Regions from separate parts of the Homo sapiens genome. Here region 1 is linked to region 2. The links are chromatin loops, found by intact Hi-C in ENCODE. Cell type or tissue: HepG2. All regions are shown on one strand.

Region 1 (2,500 bases), 86 kb after region 2:
AGAAAGTGGAGCTGATTCCTGGAGAGCAGAAGGGATATATGTGGGGCTTTTTGTAAAGGGCAGTGACCTATGTGGTGGGCTTGTCCACTGCCCGAGTCTGCGGCTCCCACAGGTCACTGCCCGGCTCATATCCTTCCCCTTTGGAATTGGCTTGGAGCAGGGTCTCTCCTCCCCGGCCCCTATGTGCCCACCATCTCTGGGGTCAGTGGCCCACTCATGACTCTCAGGGCGGGGAGGGGGCTTGGAGTTCAGTAACAGCACCCTGGGTCATTCTTGCACCTGTCACCCTGAGAGCCACTGACCAGTTTTCTGTGCCTAGAATCGCTGCTTGCGGCCTTTCTCAGGGGCTCAATGGATTGTAATTGATGTTTGTATTTTGCACTTGCCCGGAGGTGTTTCACGGGAAGTGAGCATTTTTTAAAACAAAAATAGAATTTAGAAAAAAAAAAGGCAGACACGATGGATTTCTAGTGTTGTACGTGCTGTAGAAAGCACTTGAAAATGCGTTTTGCCAGGGGCCGCAACCAGAAGCTACATGACTTCTGGAATCTGTTCCTTACACAGTAAATTCCTGGGCCAGTTGGTAAACAGCAAGGAGCCACAAGAAATCACTCATAGGCAAAAGCCGAGTGAGCCCAGGCCAAGCTCCACTTTGTCCACTTTGCCCTATTTTTGGAATTCAGGGGGAAACATCTTGGGAGCAGGCCCATTGCACCCCTCTGCCTCCTCTCGATGCCTTACAGTTGGTGGGGTTTGACACATGGAAAATTGTGAAAGTTAGAACACGGAACAAAAATGAAGCCTCAACATAGAGTTAATAGAGGCAAGGGGCTACAGAGAATTTAGATCCTAATCAAGCACGTCTTATGTACTAGCGCTTCCCTGGAAGGCCAGGATAACTTTATGACTACAAAGAAAACATGTTTTCCTGCTTGGAAGTTGCCAGAACTTGTCTAATATAAAAGCTGGGATTTCTTGCCCGTGGGCTGTCGCGTACGGCTACCCAGGCCGCCTCGTGAAGCCTCCTCCTGGGAGCTCGGCGCCCTCAGGTGCTCCCTGAGATGCCAGCACCTGAACGACCTGCTCCAGGGAGGCTTTAGCCCCAAGAAGGTTCTGGAAAGCTCCAGGAAGTTTAGCCGGCACGCACAAAAGCCAGAGACAAATCTCCAGCCTGCCTGGAAATGCTGTGGGCTCAGGGCAATGGGCTGAGGTCTTGTGTCCAAAACTGCTCTTGCATCTCCCTGGGGAGCCCGGGTGGGCAGGAACAACAAGGTCCTGTGGCCATGCCCTCGCCCCATGCTCACCCACACTGCCTGTGCCTGCTGGGCCCATCTCAGGGCTGCACTGGCCCCTAGTGGCCAAGCATGGGCTCTACCCCTCTGCGCCTGCCTGGCTGCCTGTGCAGGTGCCCACCACACTGTCCCTGAGCAGAGCAGAGACCAGCCTGAGCCCCGGGCTCCGTGGCTACCATGCTGAGAGTGAGCCCTGTGCATGCACACACACTTACGATGCTGCTGGCCCCGAGCAGTGGCCGGCCACACGGGCTGCTAGTCATACTGCCCGCTGCTCCTGGGACTCCTGAGCCCCTCACTCTCTATAGGGTGAGGATGCCCAGCTCTGCAAGACACACAGCAAACGGAGCCTCAGAGTGCACAGCGTGGAGATGGGGCTCCCCCCACAGGCTGCACCCCCATCTAGTCCCGGGGAACGAGAATGAAGGGCCTACCTGAGCACACAAGCCCCAGGAGGGCATGGGAGCTGCATTTGGGGGCAGTGACTGGGAGGGCTGCTGACTCCAGGCTCAGGTAAGGGAGATGCACGTGTTCCCGGAAGAGGGTCCACACCTGCTGAGTTCACGCTGCTGAATATCCTTGCTCCTATCACTATTATTATCATTGTCGTGGTCGATCTTGTTTCCTGGCCCCCACCTGATGCACATAAACGTTATCATGGAGCCAATATGGGGGAATATTGTCTCACTTGATTACTGTTCTTTTTTTTTTTTTTTTTTTCTGAGATGGAGTCTTGCTCTATCACCCATGCTGGAGTGCAGTGGCACAATCTCGGCTCACTGCAAGCTCCGCCTCCCAGATTCACACCATTCTCCTGCCTCAGCCTCCTGAGTAGCTGGGACTACAGGCACCCGCCACCACGCCTGGCTAATTTTTTTGTATTTTTGGCAGAGACGGGGTTTCACCATGTTAGCCAGGATGGTCTTGATCTCCTGACCTTGTGATCCGCCCGCCTCAGCCTCCCAAAGTGCTGGGATTACAGGCGTGAGCCTGCGCCCGGCCCTGATTACTGTTTACTGATTACTGATTACTGTTCTTCTTTACATACCTCCCTCCCTTTTTATTTCCCTGAAACTGGGTCTCACTCTGTCACCCAAGCTGGAGGGCAGTGGCATGACCACAGCTCACTGCAGCCTCAAACCCCTGGGCGCAAGTGATCCTTCTGCCTCAGCCTCCTGAGTAGCTGGGACTACAGGCACATACCACTA
Region 2 (2,500 bases):
TTGAGACAACAGATTTCTGTCGTCTTCAGCCACTCAGTTTGTGCCGATCGGTTACAGCAGCCCCAGGAAGCTCACGGAAGCCGGAGGAGGACTGCAGGGTGTGAGGACCGTGCTGGGCTCCAGTGCTGGTGGGCTGTGCCTGCACACGCCGCACAGGACGCTAATTCTGTTTATCAAAAGCCCCAGCTTTGGGGAAAGAAATTGAGTGGAGAACAGGAGATATCTGGCTACATTGACCCACACCCTGATCCCCCGGCAAGATTTTTATAGAAAACAGTTATCCAGAAATGAAATAATGCCCCAGCTTTACAGCTACGTACCAGGGACATGGCAAATCTCAAAACCTGGACTCTGTACAAAAAGCCAAATGCAAAAGACTTGAGAAGCACCAAGGAGAGAAAAACTTGAAGTAATCCTGAATTATCTGAAAAGCACGTTTTCCCAAGAAAGGATTCTGTTACTGCTTTATTTGAGATTTTAATTACAGGTTATGTAATGAGTTTTATTTTGAATGATAATTAACGCTCAAGTTTAAGGACTAACTGCGACTTTACTAGGAATACTTGGAAGTGAAGCTTTAATCCTGGAAGCCACAGCGAGCACTGGCCCACGTGCAACCCTGCGCTAAGCAGACGTCACTCCGCAGGGTGATGGCACAGCTCGCCATGAATGAGGACCTTATCTGAAAGTGCAGAACTTGCAGGCTGGGAGGGATGAGTGCGTCAGCAGATCACATGAAGATGGAAAGCCCATGACTCTGATAAGAGAACCCAAAATAGGCCGGGCACGGTGGCTCACGCCTGTAATCCCAGCACTTTGGGAGGCCAAGGCGGGCAGATCACGAGGTCAGGAGATCGAGACCGTCATGGTTAACAAGGTGACACCCCGTCTCTACTAAAAAAAAATACAAAAAGTTAGCCAGGCGTGGTGGTGGGCACCTGTAGTCCCAGCTACTCGGGAGGCTGAGGCAGGAGAATGGCGTGAACCTGGGAGGCAGAGCTTGCAGTGAGCCGAGATTGTGCCGCTGCACTTCAGCCTGGGCGACAGAGCGAGACTCTGTCTAAAAAAAAAAAAAAAAAAAAAAAAAAGAGAACCCAAAATAAAACTCACAGCTGGAGTGACGTACACATTTTACAACAGAATCGCAGAAGGGCTAGAATTTATTTTTAAGATTTTCCCATGAGCACACAGGTGATTATGTTTTTACACCAGAAGTTTCTCTGTCCTTGAACCTACACAGATTGTCCTTGGCCCCAGGAGGCCCTCGCAGGGACAGTTGGGGACCATGACCTGGGGCGGGGGGTGGGGGGCTCATACAGGACAATTGCTATTGTCCCAGCCTAGGGAGTTGGTACAAAGCTCAAAGCCAGCAGCACTGAAGCGCTCCCAAGTGGCTACTCACCTACTCGGTTCCTGATTCCCAAACCAAGCTAAGGCCCCAGCTAGGGAGCACCCGACACTCCCGAAGTCCACGTGGCGTGGACGTACAGGGCCCACAGCACTTTGGGAGGCCGAGGCGGGAGGATCAGAAGGTCAGGAGTTCGAGAACAGCTTGGCCAACATGGTAAAACCCTGTCTCTACTAAAAACACAAAAATTAACCAAGAGTGGTGGTGCATGCCTGTAATCCCAGCTACTCGGGAGGCTGAGGCCGGAGAATTACTTGAACTCAGGAGGCAGAGGCTGCAGTGAGCCAAGGTTGTGCCACTGCACTCCAGCCCGGGCAACAGAGCAAGACTCATCTCGGGGGCGGGGAAAAAGATTATTCTCGCAGCCCCTGGGGTCCTAAAAGCAGGTGATCAAGAATAAACTCAACCCTAACAAAGCAGCCCCGGCCCACTGGCGCACACAGGAGGGGCACCCAGGTCTGCCTCTACCCAGACATGAGGTGAGTGAAAGTGACTTGTTGCCGTCCCCCTCCAAGATGTTCAGCCTTGCAGAAAAACCCGCCTTTCCTGTGATATCAGAGCTGCCACTCAGGAATGCGCCCCATGGGAAGACGAAGACGCTACCGTGATGACAAATCACCCGCTCACAGCGCGGACAGAGATGAGGAAGGCTTCCCGGGAATGCCCAGAGGCCTGGAGCCCACACTCCCGCTCACAGCTGTGATGAGCACGAGGGCGGACCCACATGGGAGCTTAGCCAGTGCTCACAGGGGCAGGACAGAGTCAGACATACCTCGGCGTCCCCTAGGAAGGGGCAGAGGAGACAGGGAAGGGAAGTGTACGTGATTGGAGGGTCCGGTTCCTCCTAGCTCAGCACCAGAGGCAGCACAGGCAGCACTCTGACCACAACACAGAATGAGTTTCAGGCCCCGAGGGCATTATCTCTGGCCTACGTGGAGGGGCGGGATGGCCAGCCCTTGTCTCATTTGCACACGGTGCCTGCTGCAGACCCGCGGGCATGTTCTGTTGGGCGGAGGACGCTGCTGTCTGCATCTAGTGCAGAGGGAGGAAGGTGACAATGACAAGCAAACACCACCATGGGGGTGAGGGCTG

The links. A loop is a pair of places that touch in the nucleus more often than their neighbours do. Peaks named below come from ENCODE experiments on the same cell type or tissue, not always from the same donor. Only the 100,000 strongest peaks of a DNase experiment are listed, where the experiment ranks them.
Region 1: it touches region 2 in a loop (2.5-fold over the local background); 7 of 110 quality-filtered maps call a loop at or near these places.

Annotation. Positions count from the first base shown.
Region 1 is chr22:46,541,130-46,543,629 of GRCh38, forward strand. LINC02925 (long intergenic non-protein coding RNA 2925) reads left to right here and starts at 366. Exons shown (of 2, transcript NR_186692.1): 1 at 366-1,805. In HepG2, a CTCF peak has its summit at 1,348 (motif pointing left); a DNase peak (open chromatin) is centred at 1,362.
Region 2 is chr22:46,455,600-46,458,099 of GRCh38, forward strand. The region is part of intron 2 of CELSR1 (cadherin EGF LAG seven-pass G-type receptor 1); the gene reads right to left. Among named protein-coding and RNA genes, the nearest start is that of CELSR1, 81 kb to the right of the region's middle. RefSeq lists an enhancer at 1-433. In HepG2, a CTCF peak has its summit at 1,398; no DNase peak of the experiment used is centred here.